Regions from separate parts of the Homo sapiens genome. Here regions 1, 2, 3, 4, 6 and 7 are each linked to region 5. A link is a contact called in ENCODE Hi-C or POLR2A ChIA-PET data. All regions are on one chromosome and are shown on one strand. Each heading gives the region's core, a stretch centred on a gene start or an enhancer-like site at or near the end of the contact. The rest is flanking DNA. Distances are from core to core; before and after follow the strand shown.

The links. Hi-C counts contacts between places; a loop is a spot of excess contacts on that map. ChIA-PET counts read pairs that join two places held with the same protein, here RNA polymerase II (POLR2A). Pooled maps may share reads with other maps.
Region 1: a loop to region 5 is called in a map of CD8-positive, alpha-beta T cell, with 17 times the contacts of the local background. The contact joins the promoter of MTCH2 here to the promoter of ARHGAP1 in region 5. A Hi-C loop is called at or near these places in 2 of 168 maps with a recorded cell type or tissue (CD8-positive, alpha-beta T cell and naive thymus-derived CD4-positive, alpha-beta T cell), 5 of 37 single-sample maps with no recorded cell type and 12 of 50 pooled maps.
Region 2: a loop to region 5 is called in a map of CD4-positive, alpha-beta T cell, with 8 times the contacts of the local background. The contact joins the promoter of PEX16 here to the promoter of ARHGAP1 in region 5. A Hi-C loop is called at or near these places in 4 of 168 maps with a recorded cell type or tissue (CD4-positive, alpha-beta T cell, CD8-positive, alpha-beta T cell and naive thymus-derived CD4-positive, alpha-beta T cell), 6 of 37 single-sample maps with no recorded cell type and 15 of 50 pooled maps. POLR2A ChIA-PET finds 5 or more read pairs at or near these places in 3 of 52 experiments (BJ, HEK293T and RWPE1).
Region 3: a loop to region 5 is called in a map of naive thymus-derived CD4-positive, alpha-beta T cell, with 30 times the contacts of the local background. The contact joins the promoter of CELF1 here to the promoter of ARHGAP1 in region 5. A Hi-C loop is called at or near these places in 2 of 168 maps with a recorded cell type or tissue (CD8-positive, alpha-beta T cell and naive thymus-derived CD4-positive, alpha-beta T cell), 2 of 37 single-sample maps with no recorded cell type and 9 of 50 pooled maps. POLR2A ChIA-PET finds 5 or more read pairs at or near these places in 1 of 52 experiments (OCI-LY7).
Region 4: a map of CD8-positive, alpha-beta T cell shows a loop between it and region 5 (5-fold over the local background). The contact joins the promoter of CRY2 here to the promoter of ARHGAP1 in region 5. A Hi-C loop is called at or near these places in 4 of 168 maps with a recorded cell type or tissue (CD4-positive, alpha-beta memory T cell, CD8-positive, alpha-beta T cell and naive thymus-derived CD4-positive, alpha-beta T cell), 3 of 37 single-sample maps with no recorded cell type and 13 of 50 pooled maps.
Region 6: a pooled map shows a loop between it and region 5 (11-fold over the local background). The contact joins the promoter of SPI1 here to the promoter of ARHGAP1 in region 5. A Hi-C loop is called at or near these places in 3 of 50 pooled maps. POLR2A ChIA-PET finds 5 or more read pairs at or near these places in 3 of 52 experiments (K562, activated B cell and activated CD4-positive, alpha-beta T cell).
Region 7: a map of CD8-positive, alpha-beta T cell shows a loop between it and region 5 (11-fold over the local background). The contact joins the promoter of SLC39A13 here to the promoter of ARHGAP1 in region 5. A Hi-C loop is called at or near these places in 1 of 168 maps with a recorded cell type or tissue (CD8-positive, alpha-beta T cell), 4 of 37 single-sample maps with no recorded cell type and 12 of 50 pooled maps.

The regions. Positions count from the first base shown.
Region 1 is chr11:47,640,875-47,644,689 of GRCh38, reverse strand. MTCH2 (mitochondrial carrier 2) reads left to right here and starts at 2,131. Exons shown (of 13, transcript NM_014342.4): 1 at 2,131-2,311. The coding sequence starts at 2,225. RefSeq lists a silencer at 1,941-2,210.
Region 2 is chr11:45,915,971-45,920,110 of GRCh38, reverse strand. PEX16 (peroxisomal biogenesis factor 16) reads left to right here and starts at 2,234. Exons shown (of 11, transcript NM_004813.4): 1 at 2,234-2,411; 2 at 2,618-2,653; 3 at 3,808-3,884. The coding sequence starts at 2,300. RefSeq lists enhancers at 2,410-2,479, 2,426-3,178.
Region 3 is chr11:47,551,111-47,554,830 of GRCh38, reverse strand. CELF1 (CUGBP Elav-like family member 1) reads left to right here and starts at 1,699. Exons shown (of 15, transcript NM_001376376.1): 1 at 1,699-1,839. RefSeq lists silencers at 1,424-1,953, 2,024-2,113 and enhancers at 1,461-2,136, 2,812-3,487.
Region 4 is chr11:45,845,259-45,848,916 of GRCh38, reverse strand. CRY2 (cryptochrome circadian regulator 2) reads right to left here and starts at 1,442. Exons shown (of 12, transcript NM_021117.5): 1 at 1,212-1,442. The coding sequence starts at 1,426. RefSeq lists a silencer at 672-781 and enhancers at 730-1,251, 1,182-1,421, 1,782-1,831, 1,882-1,991.
Region 5 is chr11:46,698,041-46,702,307 of GRCh38, reverse strand. It overlaps ARHGAP1 (Rho GTPase activating protein 1), which reads left to right and starts at 1,689. Exons shown (of 13, transcript NM_004308.5): 1 at 1,689-1,757. It overlaps ZNF408 (zinc finger protein 408), which reads right to left and starts at 1,277. Exons shown (of 5, transcript NM_024741.3): 1 at 1,209-1,277; 2 at 632-909. The coding sequence starts at 1,260. RefSeq lists an enhancer at 1,194-1,483 and a silencer at 1,814-1,933.
Region 6 is chr11:47,376,975-47,381,080 of GRCh38, reverse strand. It overlaps SPI1 (Spi-1 proto-oncogene), which reads left to right and starts at 2,534. Exons shown (of 5, transcript NM_003120.3): 1 at 2,534-2,772. The coding sequence starts at 2,728. RefSeq lists enhancers at 2,371-2,440, 1,936-2,887, 3,061-3,110, 3,781-3,980.
Region 7 is chr11:47,406,063-47,409,860 of GRCh38, reverse strand. It overlaps SLC39A13 (solute carrier family 39 member 13), which reads right to left and starts at 1,271. Exons shown (of 10, transcript NM_001128225.3): 1 at 1,199-1,271. SLC39A13-AS1 (SLC39A13 antisense RNA 1) reads left to right here and starts at 579. Exons shown (of 4, transcript NR_182308.1): 1 at 579-909. RefSeq lists enhancers at 1-11, 12-878, 1,167-1,989 and a silencer at 969-1,758.

The sequences.
Region 1 (3,815 bases), core at 882-3,381, 940 kb before region 5:
GAGGCTCTGTGCCTCCCCATGCTCACTAGCATCAGTGGGACAAGGCAATATTATTTGGCACCATCAATGCACAAATCCAAGAATAAATAATCCAACCAGGTGTGGTGACTCACACCTGTAATCCCAGCACTTTGGGAGGCAGGTGGATCACTTGAGTTCAAGAGTTTGAGACCAGCCTGGGGCAACATGGCGAGACCCCATCTCTACTAAAAATACAAAAAAAATAGCTGGGCATGGTGGTGCACACCTGTGGTCCCAGCTAATTGGGAGACTAAGGTAGGAGGATCGCTTGAGCCCAGGAGGTGGAGGTTGCAGTGAGCCGAGATTGCACCACTGCACTCCAGCCTGGGTGACAAAGAGAGACCCTGTCTCAAAAAAAAAAAGAAAAGAATCCCCTGCTAAATAGTCTCTCTGGCTCAGCTTTATGTTTCTAGATTCAGTTAGAAGCAACTTGTTTCTTACAACTTTATTTTTTATTTATTTATTCTTTTGAGACTGAGTCTCGCCCTGTCACCCAGGCTGGAGTGCAATGGCGCAATCTTGGCTCACTGCAACCTCCAACTCCCGAGTTCAAGCGATTCTCCTGCCTCAGCCTCCCGAGTAGCTGGGATTACAGGCACCCGCCATCACACCCAACTAATTTTTGTACTTTTAGTACAGATGGGGTTTCACCATGTCGGTCAGGCTGGTCTTGAACTCCCGACCTCAGGTGATCCACCCACCTCAGCCTTCTAAAGTGTTGGGATTACAGGTGTGAGCCACCGTGCCCAGCCAATATCTGTATTTCAATATAAAGTTTTTTAAAAAAAACCCTTTCCTATGCATAATTTCACTTAATGCTCATAATAACCCTGAGAGATACACAGTAGTGTTAGATTTAGATACAAAAACTGGAAATTAAAGTAGCTAAAATGACAAATGGATGCAGTGGAAAAGCCAGGATCCAAATCCAAGTCTTTCCCCTACAGTACTTCACTCTGCTCCAAGCTCAGATTCACCAAATGTTGTTTGATAGAACACGTGAGCTGGGGCTGAAGGAGCAGGGACAATGCCTTTTTCACTTTTGCCTCTGATAGCCTGTAGACTGGTAGGCACTGAAGTATTTGTTCACTTGTGCAATAAATATTTATTGAGCACCTCGTATGTGCTGGGCACTGAAAACACAACCGTGAACAGAGGCTGTCACGGTTCCTGAACTCATGGAGCTTTCATTCCAGTGGAGGAGACATAATTTCAGTGATAATGCTACGACGGGGCACAATGTGGGAGAAAATAAGAGGGAGGTGGCCAGGCGCGATGGCTCCTCACTCCTGTAATCCCAGCACTTTGGGAGGCCAAGGCGGGTGAATCACGAGGTCAGGAGTTTGAGACCAGCCCGGCCAACATCGTGAAACCCCGTCTCTACTAAATAGACAAAAATTAGCCGGGCGTGGTGGCGTGTGCGTGTAATCCCAGCTACTAGGGAGGCTGAGGCAGGAGCATTGCTTGAACCTGGGAGGCGAAGGTTGCAGTGAGCTGAGATCGGGCCACTGCACTCCAGCCTGGGTGACAGAGCGAGACTCCGTCTCAAAAAAAAAAAAAAAAAGAAAGAAAAAGAAAAGGGGGAGGTAATTTTAGAATGGTCAGAGAAGGTTTTTTTGAAAAGATAACATTAATCAAACGAATAAATGAATGAAAAGCCACTCGCTAGCGGATTCATTATTTGCTATACTTATTTAGAGTTTGTCAGTCACGAGACTGTTACGGCTCTGATGCTGAGTATCTTTTGAATCCTATGTTGATGATGCCCAAAAGGCAAGTGCAGAGATGAAGCATAATGAAGAATCCTTTTCAATTTCTTTTCAGTCCTCTGACCTTGCCTCTGCCGTCACGGTCACACTCCCCCACTGACACTCCCATTCTTCTGTTTCCGGACACTTGCGGCCTGGAAGCGCATGTGCAAGAGAAACCGTCATTCCTGGTGAAGGGCGAGCCCCCGGCAGAACGCATGCGCCTCTGTCCCTTAAGCCCCGCCCCGACCTCAGCGCCCCCTCGCGAGCGCCTGCCGTTTCTCGGGGCGGGACGGGGGGGCGGGGACTGGGCGGAGAGGCGCGTGCTGCTGCGTGCGTGCGCGCGCGCCGCGGGCGGGCCAGTGAAACCGGCGGCCCTGGCACGTGACCTAGGACCGGCTCACCGGGTCGCTTGGTGGCTCCGTCTGTCTGTCCGTCCGCCCGCGGGTGCCATCATGGCGGACGCGGCCAGTCAGGTGCTCCTGGGCTCCGGTCTCACCATCCTGTCCCAGCCGCTCATGTACGTGAAAGTGCTCATCCAGGTATGAGGCGTCGCCGCTCCCTACCCCGCCCGGCGCCCCGTTCGGTCGCTGCTGCTCAGGGCGCCTGAGGATCGGCTCAGCCTTGCGGGCCTTTCATTCTCCCGAGATGCTGCTGCTCCTCCGCTGCCCTTTACCTCCCCGCAGGGACAGCTTCCTCAGTCCCGCGGCCCCGCTTGGGGGCCTCGCCGAGCCCTCGCCTCGCCGCCCAGCGTTGAGGCCCTCTCCTCCCTTAGCCAACCGCCACCCGGCCCTGCCCTGCCCGGCGGATCCTCTGAACTTTGGTTCTTCGTCACTGAGGTGGATCCTGGCCGGTCGCCACCAAAGGCTTCCGAACCCTCCCTCTCGCCCCTCCGAAATTCACATTCACCACTACTCCCCCCAAAATCTCAGACGCAAAACACGAAATACTCAGTTGAAGACAAATGTGAAGTTAGGTGGGAACCAACATTTTATTTTTTATTCCTTTTTTTTTTCTTTTTATGCTACTGTTACTACTGCTTTTCTGTTCCGAGGTTTTCGCACCAGATACTGAGAGAAACACAAGGAGCTCATTCAGAAGTGTTAATGAAGGGGTTGCTCTGTCAGATTTCGGAAGGATGCATTGAGCGCTTTCCAGCAGCGGCCCATGTGGCTCCTGACAATGAAAATCACATTTGTCAGAGCTGGAAATTAGTGAAGCTGAGTTTTAGCGAGTTTAAACATGGGAGTTAGTTTCTAATCTACTGTCAAATAATTATTACATGGTATTTTATATTCACATGCAGGTAGGCCAAGTAAGTGATAGACTTAGTGTTTCCAGTTCCTTTGCTATATCCCTGTAATGGGCAGGTCATTCTTTTTTTTATGCTTTTACTGAGAGTTGACATAATTACCTCATGCACTGTGCCTAGGAATGGAACAGTTTTTAGAACCCCTGTCTCGCCGTCTACTTTTCTGTAAAAAATAGGCAAGACACTAGAGAGGGCCCCATTTCTTATTCTTGAGTTGTTGGGAATCCAAATTATTTCTTGCTGAGTAGACCTGTGTGAATTCAGATTCCATATGTTAAAGGCTATTGCAAATAAATTCTTTGTACTTAGAACAAAGACTGATTAGAATGTACTGTAACATCCAAAACAGAATTGGCACATTTGGGGCTAGATAGCATCGGAGGTGACAGCATGTTGCAGTATATAGTAAGAACCCTTGGGGCCGGGCGCGTTCGCTCACGCCTTCCCAGCACTTTGGGAGGCCGAGGTGAGCGGATCACGAGGTCGATGTTTGAGACCAGTCTGACCAACATGGTGAAACCCCGTCTCTACTAAAAATACAAAATATAGCCAGGTGTGGTGGTGCGTGCACGTAATCCCAGCTAGTCGGGAGGCTGAGGCAGGAGAATCGCTTGAACCCGGGAGGTGAAGGTTGCAGTGAGCCGAGATCGCGCCATTGTACTCCAGCCTGGGCAACAGAGCAAAACTCAGCCTCAAAAAAACAAAACAAAACAAAAAAGAACCCACTACTCAAT
Region 2 (4,140 bases), core at 985-3,484, 780 kb after region 5:
CAGGACCTCCAGCCCAAGGAGTGCTGAAGAACCTCAAATTCTCTCTCTGTACCCTCTCCACAGCTGCAGAGGGAGGGCTGGAGGAGTGGCCAAACTGGAGGTTTGAGGAACAAGTTCACTAAGGTGTTGGTGCACAGCAGGGCCCTGCAGGGCTCAGTGGCTCACACCTATAATCCCAGCACTTTAGGAGGCTGAGGTAAGCGGATCACCTGAGGTCAGAAGTTCGAGACCAGCCTGGCCAACATGGCGAAACCTCGTCTCTACTAAAAATACAAAAATTAGTCAGGCGTGGTGGCGGGCGCCTGTAGGCCCAGCTAATCGGGAGGCTGAGGCAGGAGAATTGCTTGAACCTGGGAGGCAAAGTTTGCAGTGAGCTGAGATTGCACCATTGCACTCCAGCCTGGGCGACAGTGAGACTCCGTCTCAAAAACAAACAAACAAACAAACAAAAAACAAGGTGGGGCAGAGGAAGGGAGAAGGAGCCTCACCTTGAGGGCCCTGAGCCTAGGTCCTAATCCCAGTTGCTAACTGGCCTTATGACCAAGGAGCCTCAACATGTCACAGCTTTTGTGGGCTGTGGGCAGTAGGAGAGAGGGCACTGCCACTGGAGACCTGCGCTGTGGCCTCTTTGGCCAGTGCCTTGCTGTGCCATGTGGGACAAATCCTTTCCCCTCCTTATTGGGCCCTAATTTCCCATCTGTGAACAGTTCATAGCAACTTGGGGCTGCTGGGAGGAGGGCAAGCAAGCCTGGAACCCAGAGCGTGGCCAGAAATGATGTCGACGATGCCCATGACCACCTCCTCTGTTCTCCAAGACCTTTGCCTCTCCTCAGGCCCCTGGTCACCTTTCCCTGGGTCTTCGTTCTTTGATGTGAGAAGAGGGCAGCTTTAATCCCCCACCTGATAGAGAAGAAAACTAAGCTGTGGAGTAGGGTGGAGTGAGGGAGTGGAAGGAAGGTTGTGGTTTCCTGGTGAGGTGTGATGCTTAGACCTGGTCTCTAAAAATAAAATTAAAGTTAAAAAAAATGAATTAAAAAAAACCGCCTAGTCTCTGAGGTCAGAAAAGACCAACACTCAAATTTTGGCTGGGCGTTCTTAAAAGGATGCTTTCTTCATCTGGAGATATCTGGTGGAGAGGATTAGGTAAAATAATGTATTACTATTCTCAGGGTACCATAAATCCGCTGGCCCGCTCCCTCAGGCCACTGGCCCACGGCTCCACCCATGTCACGCCCCTTTCCCCGCAGCCAATCAGCGCTACCTCCCCAGAGCGCCCGTTCCCTCCACCACTCGCCGCAGATCTCCCGGTGCCACCCGTTCCAGGGAGGCTGCTTGGTTTGGGAAGATACTCCCCAGGGGTCTCCCCTTCCCTTGGGGGCGCAGCTGAGGACTGCGAGGTGCGTCCGAGGGCCAGAAAGCTGAGATCGATTCTGAGTTCAAGGATCAAGTCTGCCCTCAAACCATTTTACAGATCGGGAAATCCGAGACCCAGAGAAGGGATACTCCCGCCCAAGGGCCACCGAGCCGAGAGAAGCCCGGGCCAGGGCTTTCTTCGCGTATGTGGGAATGCAGGCGCGAGCCCTTTGGGGGGCACAGTCCATACGGGAGCTGAGGCCGAAGCCGGAGCACTAACTGTGCTGTCTAGGGGATCGAGACGGCACTAGAGGGCTGGACTCCTTACTGCCTCAGTTTCCCCAGCACTACCTTTGTTGAGGAAACGGAGATGGGGATACTGGCCGAACGCGCGCCTGCTGAGACACAGTGCAACTGTATTTAGACGCCCCGCACCTCCCCAAATCTGATCGAGGCTCCTTTTTTCAAGCACCCGCTATCTCTCAGCCCTTTAAAATCCGGCCCTGCCGTTCGAGTCTCTCGGCGTTCCATTGGAAAGACTCGGGGCTCCAGCTCCCTTCTCTAGAATGAACTGCTCTGACTGCCGCCCGGCTTTACCGGAGCTTTAACTGCGCAGGCGCAAGGGCAGCCAACCCGGTAAACGGAAGAGCTGGGTGCTGACGGCGCTGGGCGGGTCAGGGGCGGAGAGCGTGCTAACCAATGACTTGAGGGAGTAGGGGGCCGGGTTTGGGCCCTCAGTTGCTAAGGGCTACCCGAGTGGGAAGCGGTTCAAGAGATGGGGTGAAGGGTGGTTCACCGGTTCTTCAAGTCCTCAGCCTTCTGGCCCGCGGAAGTTAAGCAACCAAGAGGCGGGCCTAAGACCGGAAGCAGGAAGGAGGGCGCAGGAAGCAGGGCGCCGCAGCCTGTCGTACGGTCCTTCTGTGGGTCTGTCGGTGCCGAGGGCAGGATGGAGAAGCTGCGGCTCCTGGGCCTCCGCTACCAGGAGTACGTGACTCGTCACCCGGCCGCCACGGCCCAGCTGGAGACAGCAGTGCGGGGCTTCAGTTACCTGCTGGCAGGTGCCACCCTGACCTTTGATCAGTTCCTTCTGGGCCCTGACCTATGACCCCAGTGGCCCCCTTCCCTGCGGAGTCAGGGTAGTGATCGCTGTGCTTGAGAAGACCCGTCCAGGTTCCCAAAGGGCGTAGGGAGGGGATTTCCGGGACCCGAAGACGAAATGTGAGGCAGATGCTCACTCACACCTCCTTCTGTACCCTCTCCCCAGGTCGATTCGCCGATTCGCACGAGCTGTCAGAGCTGGGTGAGCCGGGCTCTGGGGGTGGGGGATGGGGGATCGGCTGCCTGGCCCCTGGTGAGTTCCCCAGAGAGGGTGAGCACCCCAGCCCGAGGACCTGGGCTGCCCGTTAGACACCTTGTGCTATGACTGAATCGGCACAAGGTCTGTTGTTCATTGTCCTGGGCCCTCCATGTCCCTAAGTCAAGAGACACGTCTGGGGACCTTATCTGAGTATTCACTACTGGCCAGGCGCTGGACTAAGTGCCTTTCTTACCTTTACTTGTTAATCCTCCCTACAGTCATATTAAGTGGTACTTATTGTCATCACTGTCCATTTAAGGAAGAAGCTCAGTGAGGTTAGAGAACAGTCACTGATGGTCCCAGAACCAAGATTCAAGTCTAGATCTCCCAGATTCCAGGATTCCCAGATTGTAACTACCTCAAGAGTGTTTGCCCAGTGACTGCTGTCACAGTCCTGAAAGAATGCACTGGGTTTTGAAAAGCAGAGGTGAGGCCAGGTGCAGTGGCTCACACTTGTAATCCCAGCACTTTGGGAGGCAGAGGCAGGTGGATCACGTGAGGTCAGGAGTTCGAGACCAGCCTGGCCAACATGGTGAAACCCCATCTCTACTAAAAATACAAAAATTAGCTGGGCATGGTAGCAGGTGCCTGTAGTCCCAGCTACTTGAGAGGCTGAGGCAGGAGAATTGCTTGAACCTGGGAGGCAGAGGTTGCAGTGAGCCGAGATTGTGCCATTGCACTCCAGCCTGGGCAACAAGAGTGAAACTCCGACTCAGAAAAAAGAAAAGTGGAGGTGGAATAGACCCTCAGGAACAGGCTGCCAAGAGAGAAAGGGCCAGGAGGTGGGACCGTGTATCTGTGGCAGTTCAGAGAGCGATGGGCAGTTGTGGGCAGCTGGATGACCAGTGCCATCCAGCAGGGCAGTAACTGGCTTGTCACTGAGATTGACCCATCCTTTCTTGGTCCAGCCACCCTTGTGAGATCATGTTGGGGAGAGGGGAGTGCTGAGGAAGTGGGTGGAGAAGAAGGTTGGTTTCCACATAGTCTGTGGGTGTCTGAGCAGAGCATGTGACAGGTGATCCCTGCAGCTCTGGGGAGAAGGTGAGAGGGATGGAGGCTGCAGAGCCAGCCTCTCAAGGCCACTCTCTACCCCTCAGTGTACTCTGCCTCTAACCTGCTTGTGCTGCTCAATGACGGGATCCTACGGAAGGAGCTTCGGAAAAAGTTGCCTGTGGTGAGAATTCTGCCAAGAACAGGGTGGGAAGCATGGGGACTCAGGAATGAAATAGTAGCAGCTAGCCCATGCGTGCAGCACATGTCTCATGGAGTATGAGACAGGCCTATGTCCATCTGAGCCTCAAACCATCTCATTAGGTGACCTGTAAAGTGTGAGTATTCCCATCTTAGATGAAGAGACTGTCTCAGGTGAAGAGAGGTAGAGTCAGCTGTTTCAGGTCCCCCAGCCTGTTAATGGTGGAGTTGGTGTTTGA
Region 3 (3,720 bases), core at 450-2,949, 850 kb before region 5:
AATTAGTCAGGCATCGTGGCACGCGCCTGTAATCCCAGCTACTCGGGAGGCTGAGGCAGGAGAATTGCTTGAACCTGGGAGGTGGAGGTTGCAGTGAGCCGAGATCGCGCCACTGCACTCCAGCCTGGGTGACAAGAGCTAGACTCCGTCTCAAAAAAAAAAAAAAACTGTGTTAGATAATGATAAATGTTTTGGATAAAAATGAAAGTGGGATTGAAAGCATGGGTGTGTGTGTGTGTGCACATGCCATGCATGCAAGCAGTGTAAAATAGAGTGCTTAGGGAAGACTGGACTGAGAAGGTGACACTTAAGTCAAAGTCTGAAGGAGGTGAGGAAGTGAGCCATGTGGATATCCACATGATTCTATGGAGCACAAAAGGAGACAGACTCTCTGCTTGAAACATTTCTACAACCTATAGCAGCAAATATATGGTAATATTTGTGACAACATTCTGTAAGCTATAATGGTCTATAAATATAGGATGTTTTCAGTCAACTACACATAAAACTATTAACAAGAACAAGATCATATATCAGCATTATGAATGTATATAAAACTACCCAGTACAATTAGGGAATATGATCATGTACAATTTAAGGACTATATGGTACCAGAAAAACTCTGGTTAGTTTTTTTCCCCCCCAAAGGCGAAAGAGGAAAACCCTTGAGGCTTCTGCTTGGAAGCCCACTTGTTGTTTGTGGTAAGGTAGGATATAATCAGTATTTGTGGGTATAAAAATTATATTCTCTGGGAAGCCAGATGATGTTAGAGAGAAACCATCCCATGAGTTATTTGCATGTTGATGGGGCCAAAAGCTTCCAGAACAAAGTTTTCTTTCTTAATCTGCATTTAACTGCCTCACAAGGTCTGGAACCTAGGAATAAATGTTGGCTTAAACAACAACAACAACAACAACAAATTGTACTGCTTGCGTTCCATCTAGACCCAGGGATTCCAGAGTAACTCAGGAGGAAGTCTTTAGAGACCTAACCTGAGTTAAGAAAAAAAAATATATATATATATTTTTTTTTCGGTAAAAGCAGGTTATGGCTGGGCAATCGGTCTCTTAATAGAATCTTTGTGAACTTCCTTATGTCGCAGCGATCGTTGCCAGGTTGTGCGTTCACACTGATTATCTTGCTAAAAAGCACTCCCTGCACTTGGAACACACATATTCACATCCCAGCAAAGAAGGAAGGCCTGGATGCTGTTGCTTGTCTGCTGGGGCAAAAAGGGGCGTGCCATGTGCCCAACGCTGGCCAAGCACCAGTCACTCACTCATCCATTTATTCAACAAATATCTTATTATGCTCCTATTCAGTGCCCAGTAGGGGTGCCTCCTTGCCCACCAGGGTCATCTAGAGCTCCTGTGGGTGCGATGGGCGGAGTCGAGAACTTCAGATTCCCAGGCCTGGCTCTTCCCTCCAGTAGGGATCGGAGACAAAGAGATGCGCCCCTGCAGCTCCCTAGGTTGAGGGCTCCGCCCGCGGCCCCAGGGGCTTAGGTGCGGCTGCTCCTCCACTTCCCAGCCCGAGGGGGCGCTGCAGCGCCCGGCGCTCGGCCCGCCCCTACGCCGCGCTCCGCTCGCATCGGCGCTGCGGGCGGCGCCGCGGTGATACGTTCCCCCTCGCCGCGCTCCCCCTCCTCCTCTGCCCTCCCCGCCGGTGGTAGGTGCCGGAAGTGCCGCCATTTTGGGGTGTTCTGCTCTGGCGGCAGCGGCAGCGGCGGCGGGACGCGGAGGCTCCCCCGGGATTCGGCCTCAGCAGCGAGGCGGCGGCGGCGGCTGCGGAGGCGCAGGCAGCAACTGAGGCAGCGGCAGGCTCAGGTGCAGCCGCTGGTGAGTGCTGCGGCCGCAGGATAACGGGCCGCGGGAGGGAGGGAGGGGAAAAAAGGCAAGAGGGAGGCGCCGCGGGGCGGGTCCGGTTAGGGAGGCCGCGGGTCACAGGGCCCTCCGGGCGCGGCCTTTTCTCGTTCCCTGCGTCCTGGGGTAGGGCTGCGATCTCCTCCTGCATGTCGGGGTCCCCGGCTCCCCGGGTCCTGTCGCGTTTGCCCAGCGCGTGCCCCCGCGCCCAGGGAGACCCGCCCTCCTCGTGGCTTTGCTTCCTCTCCCCGCGCCCTTTACCTTCACTCTCTAGGCTCAGAGGCCTCGTGCCCTGCCCAGGGCCAGCTCCGTTTTCCTCGTCTTTCTGGCTGCCGTGCTGGACCCAGGCTACCTGCCCGGGACACCCCATCTCTGCCCCTGTCGTCTCACGTGTTCTTAGTGTCCACTCCTGTGGGTGCCGAAGGGTCCGCGCCCCTAGAAGGCAGCGCTTTTCCCGAGCCTCGAGAGCCCCTCGTTCCTCGCCCCAGATCCGCTACGGCCTTGGCTCGCCCTCCCCCCACATCAGGTGCTCACCCAGTCGTGGCCTAGTAGCTGGGCAGGAATCTCGCACCCGGGAGCGGGAGGAGCACATTAAAGCGCTTTCTTCGCTAGGGACCAGGCTTTGATTTTAAAGCCAGTGGTGTCGTGGTTGTGGTCCTCCGGGTAGGATGTTGTTGTAATTCTTGGAGACCATTACACATGCACCAAGGAGCTTCTCATTGGTTTAGGCTCATACCCATAGTTGAGGGGAATGTGGTAAGATTTTGACTGGAATCTGTTTCCGCAAAATGGAATCTCTTTCTCGCCAGGAGAGAGCTGTAGGTTTATTACCTTCGAGTAAAAAGGCTGTATAACAGTTTTAAAGAGCATGAAATGCTTTATAATGTGTGCAGTGTAAGAGGTTACAAATAATGAATCTTTTACAAGAACTTCATCTTTTTTTTTTTTTTTTTTAAGACGGAGTTTCGCTCTTGTTGCTTAGGCTGGAGTGCAGTGGCGCTATCTCGGCTCACTGCAACCTCCCCAGGTTCAAGCAATTCTCCTGCCTCAGCCTCCCAAGTAGCTGGGATTACAGGCATGTGCCACCAGGCCTGGCTAATTTTCGTATTTTTAGTATAGACGGGGTTTCACCATGTTGATCAGGCTGGATGGTCTCGAACTCCTGACCTCGGGTGATCCACCCGCCTCGACCTCCCAGAGTGCTGGGGATTACAGGCGTGAGCCACCGCCCCCGCCCGGAACTTCACCTTTTAAAGTTCTTTTCACTGTCTTTGATTACCCATGAATTGGGAAGGCTTTAATTGGATGCTTTCCCCTTGCCCACAAGTGTAGCTTCTCTCCAAGCGCTTTGGAAGTTTCAGCCTCTCTATTAATCCTTGGTGAGAATGAAGGCGTCTCAATATAGAATCACCCTTTCTGTTTTAGCATTAAAGAGTCCACTTAGAAAATCATGGAATTACAATAGCATGCACAAACTGTTGCTACAGTGATTTTCTTCTCATGTTAATTTTTATATTCTTCAGGCTTTACTTACCTAGTATGTGGTTTCTGATCATGAGTTAGCCAAGATTGAAGCAGCACTGTTGGTAAAGCAAAGCTGGAGCTTTCAGTTGTTGCTTTAACCAGGAAGGTTATGGTTCCCCTAGTGGTTCTTTCCTCATGACAGTCCACCACCTGTTTCCATTAAGAATGGCCTTTGGCCCAGATCACAGGCCTCAACTTCTATTCAACCATTCATTCTGACCCCTTTAAAGAAAACCCAGGGTTTTCTTTAGAGATTGTGCTATCTAGACTTAAGATCTGGTAGCAAGAGGGGCTGTTAGAGATGGAATATCTTTTCTAGAACCCCTTCACTTT
Region 4 (3,658 bases), core at 193-2,692, 850 kb after region 5:
GTGGGCAGGCTCTCCACAGGACTCCTTAGTTGTTCCTTCTGGGCAGGAGGGGACACTGAACAGGCCCACTGCTAGCAGCACTCACTCTCTTAGCAGGGCACACACCTTGGAGAGAAAAGAATGGTGTGCCGAGAGCCACGGTATCCTGGAAATAACCCTGTCCATCGATGCAACAAGGCCACAAGCAAACATTCCCCAGAACAATGCAAACAAACCGAGCGACTGCCACTAGGTGTTCTGAAGAGCGATGGGTACATTATGTCTCAAAACTCTTTAGTTTGAATACTGTTTACAGTGAAAATACACTAACGACCTGTTCATCTTTTTCCATGATCATGTCGACTCCATCTCCTGGGGGGTCATCAGAGGGGCCCTTGATATCATGGCTTTCCTGCTCCCTAACCTTACCACAACAGTTCATAAAAGTCTCATCTCTAATGGCTCTACTGTCCTCTAAAATCATGACAAGAGGATGACGGGGTGACACTTTGGATTCTTTTAAATTTTTCTATCGAGGTCAAAGCTCCAGAGCAGGGCTTAAAACATTTTGGAGAATCCCCTGGATTCTCTGGAGCTTTGAACATAAAGCGACTCCACCTGAAGACGCCTTTGGCTTCTTTATTTATAATATAGGGGAGAAGACCTTATTTAATGCTAAGCCAGGGTCACTTGACACCCCTAGAGGCAGGACGGTCTGGGTGCAGGGTAGCCAGGATGGGTGGTAGGGCGGATTCAAACGAGCCAGAGGCTTCGGAGTGATCTCCCCGAGCCCAGCAACGGGCTCTTGAAGAATGCGAGCAAAAACCCGTCCCGCCCTCACACTACGTTATCTCCCTTCCGCCCCTCCCTGAGTAGACCGTAAGAGCCCTAGACCAGGAGCCCCTGTTCTGCCACTCACTGGCTACAAGTCCTTGGGCAGGTCGACTTTGGGTCTCCAGGGCTCAAGGGTCTCATCTGTACAACGGGGATCATGATCTCCGTTCCACAGGCAGTTGTGAGGCTCAAAGGGGTAACAGTGCGAACGCGCTTTGTCAGAGGCTGAACCCTGGCCCACCGGCGCGTTAGGACCATGACGAATTACTTCCCCGGTCTCGGCTTCTCCCCTCTGGCCTTCCAGCCGTGGCGGGGTTGGGGGGATCGTGCTGTTCGCCGGTCACCCCAGGGTCAGGGTCCTGGCTGCGTCCCCGCCACCCAGCCCCGGGTCCCCTCACCTCCATCGGTTGATCCCGACTGAGGAGGAGGCCGCGAACCACGGGTCGAGAATGTAAACGCAGCGCACGCAGCGCGCCCCGCGCACGGCCGCCAGCAACGCCGGGTTGTCGTGGAGTCGCAGCCCTTTGCGGAACCAGTGCACCGAAGAGGCGCTGTCCGTGCCGGGCGCTGGCGCCGGGGCCACAGCTGCCGCCGTCGCCACAGTCGCCGCCATGACTGTCCAGACTGCTCCAGCCACCCCCGCTCCGCCCCGGTAGGCGACGTGGACCCCGCCCATAGCCCGCCCAGTGACCTATGACGCCGCAACTCCACCCTTAGTCCCCGCCCACAGGGCCCCAGAGCCCCTCTGCCATTGGCTGAGTGCCTTCCACCTGGCGATTGGCCCAGAGGCGCCGGAACAGGCCCGCCCCCTCACGTTCCTACCATGTGTGGGTCCGCCCGGGTGGAGCTGGCATGCGGACAAGTGACGCAGGCTGGGGCTGTCCGCAGGCTGGGGCTGTCCGCGGAGTGCCGGGAGTAGGCCAAGTCTCAAGGGACAGCGGATCTCTTACCCACGTCCTGTTCAGGGCCTGCTTCTAGAAGAAGCTGCCTGGGCTGGTAGGGGTTGCTGTGACTACAGCCAGTGACTTGCAAGACTGACAGCTGACCTTCCTATTATCACCAACATCGTCACCATCACCATCTACATCATTCTACTACAGCTGCCATTTATTAAGTGCACTTTATATGGCAAGAGACATGATCATCTCCTTACGTAGACGGTCTCATTTACTATTCTCAACTCAGCCCAGTTACATTCATTTAGCGAACCCCAGTGAAAAAGCTGCTGTTGTTTTCGTTTCACAGATGAAGAAAACGGAGGGTGCCGCAGGTTGAGTGACTTATTCAATATCATAAAGCTGCTAAGAGGATTTCACCCAGATTATTCTGATTTCGAAATTTCTGCTTTTATCCACGAAGCTATACTTCTCTTTGTGCGAAGATCCTTGGTAATTCCAAGTGGCAGAGTCTAAGGACGGGGAAGGAGTGCCCTAATATGCAGCAGTAGAGGATTTGGGAGTAAGGACTGGGAATGTGGGGGACTTGAATTGAGATAGTAATTATGCCATCAGATGAATTTATTTTCTTTTAGTCTGTTTAGTAGATCCAGTGTGTGCAAAGCACTGTACTGGATTCCGGGTAGGGTTCAGAGATGTGGAGGACACTGTCCCCATTCTTCTGGGACGCCAGGTGGAACCCTCTTGGGCTAAGACGGCTTAGTCAAGCTGCAGCTTTGGGGTTATCAGGTGGAAAACAGTCTGTTTCAACTTGACCCTAGGTTGAGCCCATGCTTGGAACCCTTCCTGGACCTGGGACAGAGTGATGAAAGCATTTAGTAATTTAGTCTGCAATTTAGTGGCATTAATTGGCACCACTCTCTAAACCAGTGTCACTGCAATCCTAGGCATTCTCTGTCATTTCCAGGGCTTTTCACGAGCTGTTCCAGCAGTCTAGATCACACTCCCTCTTCCATCTTTGTTTCTAACTCCAGTTTGCTCTGTATCATTGTTCAGTATAGATGTCACCTTCTTGCTGTCTGATCCCAACCTGAATAGTGCCCCATCTTATTCTGTGCTTCTTTTTGGTCACTTGTCTTGGCACACAATACTGAAATTTCTTGCTTAAAAGTCTTTCTGCCCCATTAGAGTATAAACTCCTGGAGAGCAGGGGCTGTGGCTTATTTACATACAGTTGTATGTCTGAAGTCTAGCTCAGGGCTTGGCACCTAACGCTCAAGGATTATTTGAGTAAAAATTGAACTAGAGTCTCATATTGGCAGGCTCTTAAAGGTTTATCCTAGTCCGCTTACCTGACCCTTTCCTTATTTTTGAATTTCCTTTCCAAATTCTTGCTGAATAAATCGATGCAATCTTTCATTACTTTTATTTTAAGGTTTTGTGTTCCCCCTCTCCTATGCCCTCTTCTCTCCACAAGGTTGGTGCTTTGCTAGGAATGAAACAGAGTGTAAGGAGGTGGTTCTCCCTTAACCTCAGAGATGGGTCCTCTTCCCTTTTTCTCCTCTAAATTCCCATAATGCTATATCTGTATTCCGTGAACCCTGTGAGGCAGGGACTGTGCTTGTCTTACTTTTCAGTGTCTTCTCAGCTGGTACTCTGGTACCTAACATATAGTAGGTGCTCAAAAAACATTTGTTGAATGATCAAAAGTCACTTCCCTCCCCTCCCCTCGCTCTCTTATTAAGCTATCATGAGAGGCAGTGTGATGTAATGGTTAAACCTGAGGCTTTGCACATTGGAGTTGCTGAGTTCAAATTCTAGTTCTGCTTTTATTCTCTGTGACCTTGGATAAGCTAGTTAACCTCTCTGTTCCTCACTTTCTTAATCTTTGCAATAGGGTGATAATAGCACTTAGGATATAGTAAGCATTTGTACTGTGTCAGCTACTG
Region 5 (4,267 bases), core at 440-2,939:
GCCTCACCAACATGGTGAAACCCTGTCTCTACTAAAAATACAAAAATTAGCTGGGTGTGGTGGTGCACATCTGTAATCCCAGCTACTCGGGAGGCTGAGGCATGAGAATCACTTGAACCTGGGAAGTGGAGGTTGCAATAAGGCGAGATCGTGCCACTGCACTCCAGCCTGGGCGACAAAGCAAGACTGTCTAAGAAAAAAGAAAAATAAATAAAATAAAATGGTACTTATTGTGCAGTGAAACCTTTTATCTTCACTATTTCATCAGCTCCTCCATATAATCCCAAGAGAGCCACTGCTTTGTTTCACAGATGAATTAAATGCGGCACGTAATTTAACCAGCTAGGTGACAAAGCTGGAATTTGATCCCATGCTTTCTTAATTCCAAAAACCTTAGCTCTTGACCTTCCTCACTCACTGCTGACACTGTATGATTCCAGCTTTCAACAACTTTTCAAACCTCGATTCTTTAACTACTGCTGCTGAGAGGAGACAGTCCTGAAGAGAAGGGACAAGACTATCTCCTATCTCTTGAAATACTCTCTTTCTTCAAATTGAAAAGCTGTCTAGCAATGTCCAAACCTCCCCTACATTTTCAAGGGCGGAGGGAAGTCGCTCTATCCTTCAATACCTCCTCCTGCCGTGGCTTTACTCCCTCGCCCTTCTCCTTGGAGGCAGACTCCTCTTCCAGCGGCCCCCACAGCAGGCCGGGCTGCAGGGGGTCCCCGACACACCAGACCCCCAAGCGCTGTTCCTTGGCGAGTGAGGGGCCAAGGGCCAAGCCCCGGGGAAGGCTCTTTAAAGCGAGGATGTCTCGGGTCGGCTCGGGTGGGACGTCTTTGAGGCCCTGCGTACAGCCTTCTCCGGAAGGGTTCCATCCTAAGTCCAGGCCCAGGCGCGGCTCGCGGGCTGCAGAGAGAAGGGAAGACAGTGAGGGAGCCACCCAAGAAGGTGGGAGGTGGGGAAAAGTGTGGGAGGAAACCGCAGGTCCAGGTGGGCCTGCGGAGCCCGAGGGACAGGTGAGGGCTCTAAGGAGGGCCCTGAAAGTTTTGAGGAGGCTCAAGGGCTCTTCAGAAGCCCCCAGCGACTCTGAGGGCACTGGAGGATCCTGGGATCCGGAGGAGAGAAGACTGAGGAGAAAGCTGACCACAGAGCGTCAGATCCACCTGGGCCAAGGTTGAGGGTCGCGGACATCGCAGGTCACTCACCGAGTTGCAGCGCCTTCTTCCCCTCCAAGAGCAGCTCCTCCGCCTCCTCCATTCCGGGTCAGAAAGCCTCCCTACGCCGGAAGTGAGCTTCCTCTTCTCAGCTCCTCCAGGAAACAGTCACGGACTTCCAAATTTTTTTCTCAGGAAAGAAGCCTCAGAGCTGGACCTCATTGGTGCACAGGACTGGGAGTTTGGGAGTACTGGGGAGGCAGAACTCTGTCCGAGAGCAATGCGAACCTCGGATTCCGGAGGTGCACCAGTGATTCGACTAGCTGGGAAAGCGGAACTAATTGTTCCAGCCATCTCTTTGGGAGCGACGAGTCGGACAGTTATGCTGTTACCTCCCCGAGGCAGGAACTTAGGCGGGCATGTGCAGGAAGTGGGCGGGGCTCCTGGAAAGGCCATGTTTGGGGCCGGAAGTGGGTTGGAGGTGTGGCGGAAATGGTTGGGGATAGAAGAGAGCGGGAGGGGGCGGTTCCCGTTCCACCGCGGAGCCGGATGTTTGCCGAGCCTTGACAGGCGTGGCAGAGGGAGCAGTGCCCGAGCGCGGTGAGCTGCTGGGCGCGGGGTCTCCCCGGGTGGGGATGGGGAAAGGAAAGGAGCTGGCCAGGTCGTCCGAAGGGATGGGGTCCGGATGGGGAGGACCGGAGCAGATCCGAGGAGGGGAACGGGGGTGGAACTGGGCTCAGAGGCCTGGCCTTCCTGCAGGGTTTCTGCCCCATTTTGGCGCCTGCAATAAGAGGACTTAATCATTTTCACTACCTTCTTCCTGCCTTCCCCAGGGCAGAGTCCAGGCCGGATCGCTGTCATCCAGCAAGCCGGCGGGAGGGGGAAATCTCCCAGATCTGATCTGGCAAAGCACTAAGAAGAAGAAATTTGGGGGAAGTGTTCCTCCTTGCCACTTATTAGGCCACGCTTTCAGTTCAACTTATTTATTTTTTTAAGACGGAGTTTCACTCTTATTGCCCAGGCTGGAGTCTCGGTTCACTGCAACCTCCGCCTCCCGGATTCAAGCGATTCTCCTGCCTCAGCCTCCTGAGTAGCTGGGATTACAGGCGTCCGCCACCACGCCCGGCTAATTTTTGTATTTTTAGTAGAGACAGGGTTTCACCATGTTGGCCAGGCTGGTCTCGAACTCCTGACCTCGTGATCCTCCCGCCCCCGCCTCCCAAAGTGCTGGGATTATAGACGTGAGCCACTGCGCCCGGCCTCAGTTCAACTTCTTAATCTGTGAAACAGGATAATTGCAAAACGTAACCTGGGCTTTGTAAACCGTGAAGCTCTATGCAAACATAATTGTAGTTGAGAGTTGTAATTGCTGTTGTATTGTGGTGGGATTTGCAACTGGGAGGCCGATTCCAACGTTGAGAATATGATTTCTTTTCTTTTTTTTTTTTTAGACGGAGTCTCACTCTGTCGCCCAGGCTGGAGTGCAGTGGCGTGATCTCGGCTCACTGCAACCTCCGCCTCCCGGGTTCAAGCGATTCTTCTGCCTCAGCCTCCCAGGTAGCTGGGAGTACAGGCGCGCGCCACCACACCCGGCTAATTTTTGTATTTTTAGTAGAGATGGGGTTTCACCATCTTGGCCAGGTTGGTCTCCAAATCCTGACCTTGTGATCCGCCCGCCTCGGCCTCCCAAAGTGCTGGGATTACAGCCGTGAACCACCGTGCCCGGCTGGTCCTCTCTTTCCTCACTGTAAAATGAGCTTAGTAGAACATGCCTCATCAGTGCTATCGTGAGGTTGAGTTTGTGTCCCCAGTTCATGGTCCTATATAGGCCCTCAACAAGTGTGGGTTCCCTTCTTTACTTAGGAGATGAATTAATTGGTTCATTCATTCAACAAATGATAGCATCTACTATATATCAGGTGTCATTCTGAATAGACCAGAAGTTCTTAAACAGTGATTCTCAGAAGGTGTATGAACCTCTTAAAATTGCATACATCTCCTAAGTTTTCTTAGGGAAAAAGTCCACACATGTTACCAATTTCAGAAAAGTCTACAACTTCCTAAAAGTGATTGCCTAAGGTGATCCTTAAGATTTTTGTAAAGGTTTACCTGCTGAGAATGGAAAAATTAATCTCAGAGTTGGGTGTATTTTGCACAGAGTAGAGCAGGCTTGTGGGTGGCTGGTGTCTTAAACAGGCAGGATACTTCATTTCTACTACTTGATGTTAGAATTTCCCTGTGCTAGCTTCCTCACCCTCCCACTGAATGGGAGTTTAACTTCCAGGCTCAGAAGTTAAACTGTGGGTTGGGGGTAGTGGGAGGGGCCAGTCTGACTGGGAGATGGGAACCACTGGGCTTAGTTATGCTGGGAAAGGAGGTTATGTGGGGGCGTTGAGGGAGGTCATGTCTGGAAGAACTGACAGCATAGAAGAGCAGTCACTGGAAAAGAGGTGAAGTTCAAGTTCAGCTCCCTTTTAGATGGTGTCCTTCTCCCTCCTTCACATCCACCCCAGCTCCCAGCTGCTCCTTTTTTTTTTTTTTTTGAAACAGAGTTTTGCTCTTTTGCCCAGGCTGGAGTGAAGTAGCTTGATCTCAGCTCACTGCAACCTCCACCCCCTGGGTTCAAGTGATTCTCCTGCCTCAGCCACCTGAGTAGCTGGGATTACAGGCACCCACCACCATGCCTGGCTATTTTTTTTTTTTGTACTTTTAGTAGAGATGGGGTTTCACCATGTTGGCAAGGCTGGTCTTGAACTCCTGACCTCTGGTGACCCACCCACCTTGGGCTCCCAAAGTGCTAGGATTACAGGCATGAGCCACCGTGCCCGGCCCCGGCTGCTCCTTCTAATCCTGTTGTTCACTGCAGCACAAAGTATTTCTGAACACTGGAGAATTATATTTCTGGGAGGCGCCATTGCCTCTACAGAGGAGGAAATTTAGGCCCAAGTAGGAAAAGGACTTGCTCAGCATCTTTGCAGCTCACTGGCTTAGGCAGGATGATAATCCAGCTCTCCATACTACCTCATCATTTCATGGCATCAGCACCTACTTTGTGCAGAAAGATGTCTCTGGGATAGCTGTAGGTGGGGCTGAAGGAGCCCCTGGTCCCT
Region 6 (4,106 bases), core at 1,285-3,784, 680 kb before region 5:
AAGACAATAACACACACGAGTGAATGAATGAACACATCAAGCAGGGCCTAGATCTTGTGGAGTGGATAACCTTACACCCCACTGCACCCAGTCAGCTGGGGCTTGGCCTTCTTGATGGGGAAGTGGGAACAAGGATGGAACTGATGCCAAGCCAACCTGTCCCTCCCCTCCTTTTTGGGAGAGGCCTTGGTCAGGTTCCTAGGGAGCCCTGAGGACCTGTGGCCTGGAGCCTTTGGAGAGTCCCAAGTGCAGATACAAAGTCAGTGAAGGTGGAAGTCAAGTAGATCTAATGGTGAGCCCAGAGCTGTGAAATTCTGGTGTTTGCTGCTAATGAAAAAACACTTGTGGCCTAGGAATCCACTGGCAAGAAGGCAGGCCTGTCTTAGTGGAGTGGGAATTTAAAGCAAGGGGTTAGATTATACAGGGGAGGACACTGAATGTTCAAAATTCCTTCCCAGCAGAGGGGACTCACCAGAGATCACTGGGCCAGAAAAACAACAACAACAACAACAACAACAAAACAAAAATGCCTCTACTCATCCCTCCACCCCCCAGAAAAGATCAGGAACTCTCTGAAGGCAGGGGTCTTGTATAATACTTTTTTGTTTTCCCAGCGCTCAGCTTAGAGCCTGGAACTCAACATTGGGAAGATGCATGGATGGACAGATAAGTGGATAGACAGATAGATGAATGAGTGGATGGATGGATAGATGGATGGGTAGATGAGTGGATTGGTGGATGGGTGGATTAGTGAATCGGTAGATGTGTGGATGAGTGGATGGATGGATGGATGAATGGATGGATGGATAGATAAGTGGATGAGTGGATTGGTGGATGGATGAATGGATGGATGGATAGATAAGTGGATGGGTGGATTTGTGGATGGCTGGATGAATGAGTGGATGGATGGATAGGTGGATGAGTGGATGGATGAATGGGTAGATAGCTGGATTGGTGGACAGGTGGATGAGTAAATGGGTAGATGGGTAGATGGGTGGATAGGTGGATGAATGGATGGATGGATGAATGGATGGCTGGATGGATGAGTGATACCAAAAAGATACTGCATTTGTATGTTTATCACAGCACTATTCATAATAGCAAAGATACAGAATCAACATAAGTGTCCATCAACGGGTGAGTGAATAAATAACATGTTATATTGTATTTATATATATATATAATGAAATACTATTCAGCCATAAAAAAGAATGAAATTATGTCTTTGCAGCAACATGGATGGAATTGGAGGACATTATCATATGCGAAACAACGCAGAAACAGAAAGTCAAATACTGCCTGTTCTCATGGGGCTCCTGGAAACCGAAGCTGATAGGTGAATGGATGGATAGGTGGATGAATAGATGGGTGGAATGGTAGGTGGGTGGATTGGTAGATGGGTGGATGAGTGGACTGGTGGATGGATGGATGAATGAATGAAGGGGTAGGTGGATGATGGATGGGTTGATGGACAGATGAGTGGATGGGTAGATGGGTGGATGAGTGGATGGGTGGATGGATGGACAGGTGGATGAATGGATGAGCAGATTCATAGATGGATAAACAGATGGAATTGTGGACTGATGGACTGATAGCAGGTGGACGGGCTGATTAATGGACATATAGATGGTTAGATAGACAAGTAGATAAACAGATGGGTGGGTGGATGAATTGACTGACAGATGAATGAACAAACAAACGGACAGTTGGATAAATGGACACATAAGTGAATGCATGGTGGGCTTGATGAATGGATAGCTGGATGGACAAATAGACAGACAAATAGATGCATGGGAAAACAGATGAATGGTGGATAGGCAAGAAAGGTTTGTAAACCAGGAGGGTTAGATTGATATTCAGGCATTGCCAAGGGATGGGGAAACTGAGAAACCTGGGCTGGAAACAGAGCCCTAGGGATTTGAATGTGGTAATCAAGAAGCTGGGAGGGGAGGGTATAAGAACCCAGGACCCTCTTCTGGTGGTAGGGAAGCCCATGTGAACAGATTCAGAGGGAAGGAAGAAAGCAGCACTATGCTGAAGACCCTACACCTGAGCCCAGCCTCAGCCTAGGGATAGCCTAGGCAGTGGGGGTGCAGGGCCACAGGAAGAGCCAGGCCTGATAGCCTGCTAGATCAGAGCCCTCACCCAGGAAGGCTGACTCCAGAAAGTGGAGGCCCCAAGAGGCCACCCCTTCCAGCTCTGACCCCAATGAGGTGACTGTTGGCTACATAGGGATCTCAAAAGAAGCAGGCATTTGTTGGGTTAGAGCAAAAGCCTCCCAGTGGTGTGGCAGAGCTACACGTTCTCCCTCCCATCCTCCCTCCCCAGCTTAGCCCCCAAAGTCATCCCTCTCAGTCCCAGCTTCCTCTGGGCAGGGGGCCTGGACCCCATGGCTTCCCAGGCCAGCCCTTTGAGCACCACCTGCCCCAGCCGGCCAGAGACTTCCTGTATGTAGCGCAAGAGATTTATGCAAACGGGTTGGGGCGGTGATGTCACCCCAAGGGGACTATCTCCCAGCGGCAGGCCCTTCGATAAAATCAGGAACTTGTGCTGGCCCTGCAATGTCAAGGGAGGGGGCTCACCCAGGGCTCCTGTAGCTCAGGGGGCAGGCCTGAGCCCTGCACCCGCCCCACGACCGTCCAGCCCCTGACGGGGCACCCCATCCTGAGGGGCTCTGCATTGGCCCCCACCGAGGCAGGGGATCTGACCGACTCGGAGCCCGGCTGGATGTTACAGGCGTGCAAAATGGAAGGGTTTCCCCTCGTCCCCCCTGTGAGTACCGGGACTCCTCCACCAGCCCAACCCGTGGCCCTCGGACGCCTGCCTGCCTGCCCACGAACCCGCCAGCCCACCCACTGCCCTCCTGGCTTGCTATCAGTGGGAAGTCAGGGTTTCCTCCCTGGAACTCCTGGCCTGAGACCCAGCGAGGGGGCCATTGGCTTCCTCGGAGCATGCCCTGGCGGGCTGAGGCCAGGCCCACGGTGGGGCTGTGATCGGTGGGGCCTGAACAGTTATTTATAGACAGGGCTCGGGTGGCAGGCGGAGGCCGGGGCTCCTGGGGAGGGTGCTGGGCTGAGGATGGTGAAGGCGGTGGTAGAGAGGTAGAGGAGGGAGATGGGGGGACTGGCTTGGGGGAGGCCGGTCCCCTGGATGGGAAGGGGTTGAAGGCAGGAGGCAATGGGCAGAAGTCTTGGCCCATGGCCTTGGGGCTCCTGGAAACCAAAGCTGATGGAACTCTGGGTCCCCAACGCCCAGTCTGGGGCCTGGCACAGAGGACATGATTGTTGACCAAAGGGTCAGGGCCATGGGCCCACAGGGGTACCCACAGGAGACAGGGACTGGTGCTGGAAAGGAGCCAGGAGTGGAGCTGAGACAGTGCAGTTAGGGCTGGCCCCAGGGCTGGAGTTCAGGGAGAGGCGCGGCAGGGGACAGGGCTGGGACAAGGCCAGGACTGAGATTGGGGCTGGGTGGGACCTGGGGTGAGCATGTGATAAGTGAGAATGGGGGCTGAGGCTGGGACAAGGACAGGGACTGGGTCTTGGGGGTGAAGAAGTGGGAGCCCCAGGGGACCCCGAGAAGAGAAGGGCAGATCGCCACTGCTCCTCACTCTCAGTGACAGTTGCAGCCTTAGGCAGGTGTCAGACCAGGGTCCCTCGGAAAGGACCCTTCTCCCTTTTCCCACCCCATGACCTCTCAGGAGTGAGGAGGCTTGAGGGGAGCCGGGAAGGGCTTGGCAGGCTGCCCACCTGAATCCACTTTCCTGGTCTAGAGGCAGCTCCCTTCCCCCACTATGCCCTGGCTCAGAGCCACCCCAGGAGGCTGGGAGGCACCCCAGGCCTGACATCACACCAACCCGACCAGAGCCGGGCTGACATCCTGCAGCGAGGCTGTACTACCTGGAAACCCAGAGGGGCAGGCTCAGTGCTGGGCTCCTGGCCTCCTCACTTGGCCAGCCACAGGCAGGACCAGGCAGGACCAGCCAGCCTGCTGTGGCATCCACACCGACACCCCTTCCCACCTGGGAACACGAAGTGGGCGGCCCAGGCAGAGGGTGACGGAGGTTGTCTCAGAAAGAGCCAATTCTGCCTCAAGAAAGCCACAGGCCC
Region 7 (3,798 bases), core at 22-2,521, 710 kb before region 5:
CTGTGTCAGCACCTCCGCCTGAGGCTAAACTTTCCCTAATGACAGGGTGAGGCGCTGGCTGGCTCTCCTCAGCCACCGGCGGCACGGCCCGGCCCAGCTGGGTGTCTCTGGCTGCCAGGGGAGGCCCTGCCGCCCGCGACACCCCAGAGACTGAGGCACCCCTTCTAAGGGGATGGGGTGGATTCAGAGAGACATACGTGGGGAAACTGAGCAGATGAGCCAGGGCAAGACCATCCACGCTTCTTCCTAGGACATGAGACCAATGTCCCCAGGGCACTGAGGGCAACAGGAGATGGGGCTGATGAGGAAGGAGCCTTTAGCCAGGGGATGCCTCTCTCTTGTATAGCGCAGGCTTTAGAGCCCCCACGGTGAATTCTATGCTGCACTTTGAGCTGTCTAACTCTGGGCAAATCTCTGAAGCCCCCCCTCTGAGCCTCAGTGCCCTCATCTGCAGGACAGGGATCAATATCACCTGCCTCAGCTGTGAGGACGAGATAAGCCTGAAAGTGCAGGTGGATGTACCCGGCATGAGGAGGCGCAGAGGCCCTGCCTGTGCCAGGGAAGGCCTGGGGCTCCCTGCAGCAGGAATGTGCCCAGCCGGCCGATCACAGGATGTGGACGTGAGTCAACCAAGCGAGAAGTTCCATCTGGAAACTCGGGCATGAGGTTTAAATGTGGTCTGCTCTGCCTCAGGCTGGCTGTGACCTTGAGCTGGTGATGTCCCTGCCTCAGTTTCCTCACCTTCTGATGGAGATGGGAGGGGAAGAAAGCAGCTGCCTCTGGGTGGTGGCAGAGATGCCCATGTCTAGGACCTCCAGGCCTTAACTAATCAGGGGCACTGATGAAGCCAGCGGGGCTCCACTGGGGACCACAGGCAAGACTGGGCCAGGACGAGGCGGTCACGCAGAGGTGAGGGGACCACAGGCTAGCGGGAGGGAATACACGGAGAGTCCAAGGGGAGAGGAAAGTAGAGAGTGAGAGAGCTAGAGAGAGGCGGGTGGGACGCGGAGAGGACAGCGAGGGAGGGATGGGGCGTGGGGCGCGGAGCGATGGGGGAGAGGAGGCCGAAGCGGGCGAGCCTGACTCCCGGGTCCTGGGAGCCGGCCCAGGTCTGATGAGGACCAGTCGGACGGGGCGAGGGATCGGCCGGGTCCATCACGCCCGGGGCGCGGGCCCCGAGGGTCCTGCTGGCACTCACCGTGCGGCGGCGGCGGCGGCGATCCGGGCGGCCCCAGCCATCCAGCTGCGGTGCCGCGCCCCGCCCAGGCTCTGCCCCGCCCGGCCGCCCGGCCGCCCGGCCCCCGGCCCGGGGCCGCCCCCGGCGCGCGGCCACGTCACAAGGGGCCTGTCCGGAACCCGAGGCGCCGCGTGCCGCGGGGTCGGGGGGAGTGGCGGCGGGAGGGCGCTTCCGCCTCGCGGCGGTGGGGGACCCGGGTAGAGGGCGCACTTCCGTTTGGGCAGGGCTGCGGGCCGGAGGGGAGGGTCGGTCGGAAGTGAGAGAGCCACACGCACCGCGCTCAGCCAGGCTGGGCAGGGACGGAAGCGGCGGCTCTGCGGGGACCGCGATCGACCAGGCTGCGGGGCTTGCGGATCTGGCCGCCGCTTCCCGTCCAGGGCCGCAGTCTGCCCGTGGCCGCACGGGGGCGCGCCCGGCCGCCAGACCACGCCGCCCAGGTCGGGCTGGGAGGACTACTGTGCGCTCCTGCTCTGAGTCAGCCCGGCCTGGCTCCTCCATGAGCAAGGGAAAGGGGAAGTGCCTGCCGCAGGGAGGGGCCTGGCCCCGGGAACCTCAGAAGAGGGAATTTTATTCTTACTCATCGAATTATTTTTATGCTTTGGTTTTTCACTGGGAACCTCAGGCCACTGTCTCCAGGGCTTGTAACCCTTTGGGGTCCAATGCATGGTGGCTGGACCCTGCTGATGGGAACTCCAAACCTGGGAGGCGAGGGCTCTGTGCTTCCCTCACCTGGAGGAAGCTAGACCTGACCTCTTTGGTTAGACTAAGGCAGCAAACACTGGATAGCAGTTCTTATAACCGCAATTTACTGACCACCTACTATGTGCTATTCACTTTACTCGCACTATCTCACTGAATCCTCATATTATCCCATTGTGGTGGGTACTGTTAGCCCAGGGTCACACAGTGGCACAGATGGCAGAGCCAGGATTCAAACCTGGGTGTCCTGAAGCCAGAGTATGTGATACCACTTCTCACGTCTAGGTCCTGAACAGCAGTGGGAGTCTGGCTTGGCGTTTCGAGTTTGTATTCTTCTCTGGAAATCAGCCAGTACAGGAGAAGATTCAGGAAGGGGCATGTGGGTACTCACTTGGGCAGAGATAGCGACTGAGTACAGGTCTCTTAAGTCTCTGACCCTCATCAGCCTCCCATGGCAGCTCCAACCATTTACTCTGTCACTTTCCCCTCTGCTGGGGCTCTTGAGAGCACACTCAGCTCTCAGGGCTGCCTCTGGTGCCTGTCCCACTTCATGTTGCACTGTTGGCCTTCCTTAGACCGCCAACTTCTCCCTGGTGGCCCAGCTTGTCTTCTGAAGCTTTCTGTCCATCTCACCCCACCGGGCCCATACAACTGCCAGGACGTTCTGTTCCCTCCCTGAGTTCCAAAATGGAATCCCTGGGTTAGTTTCTTGGCAAAGAAAAGCTACTCAGGGATCCTGCCCTAGGACTTCTAAAATGCCCCCCTCCCTGTATGCAAAAGCGCTCCATCTTATGCAAAGCACTTCACAATATGCAAATGATTTCACAATAACACAGTCAGCATTCCTGCCTCTGGAGGCTGAGCGCTCCTGGCCACCCAACAAGGGGATGGGCAAGACCCAGCCAGAAACGTTACTTGGTGCCAATGCACTACCCTTTCCTCCCACCTGGCCTGGAATTCCCATCGGATACCTAAGGCCCGGTGGCTCACATCTGTAATCCCAGCACTTTGGGAGGCCTAGGAAGGAAGATCTTTTGAGCCCAGGAGTTCCAGACCAGCCTGGGTAACAAACTGAGAACTGGTCTCTACAAAAAAATTTAAAATTAGTCAGGTGTAATGGTGCGCACCTGTAGCCCCAGCTACTCAGGAGGCTGAGGTGGAAGGATTGCTTGAACCCGGGAGGTCAAGGCTGCAGTGAGCCCTGATCGTGCCACTGCACTCCAGTCTGGGTAACAGAGCGAGACCCTGTCTCAAAAATAAAAAAATAAAAAAAATTACAAATTAATAAAATTGCAGGGGTTTCCAGGTGTGTGAGAAAAGTGAGATGCAGAAATATTTATTTAATATGATCCACTATTTTTATTTTTTAAGAGACTATTTTAAAATAATGACAAAAAGAAACCTTGTATATGTGTATGTGATTAAAGGTATCAGTATATATAAGTCTATGTATAATGAATACATAAAAAACATAGATAACACATTAAAGTGATATTATGGATTCTATGGTGGGAGGAACTAATGTGAATAGGGAAGGAAAAAATGTTAAAGGAAAACAACACATTAAAAGATGTGTATGGCCATATATGGCTGGGCATGGTGGCTTATGCCTGTAATCCCAGCACTTTGGGAGGCCAAGGTGGGCAGATCACCTGCGGTCGGGAGTTCAAGACCAGCCTGACCAACATGGAGAAACCCCCTCTACTAAAAATACAAGATCAGCCAGGTGTGGTGGCGCATGCCTGTAATCCCAGCTACTCGGGAGGCTGAGGCAGGAGAATCGCTTGAACCTGGGAGGTAGAGGTTGCAGTGAGCCGAGATCGCGCCATTGCACTCCAGCCTGGGCAACAAGAGCGAAACTC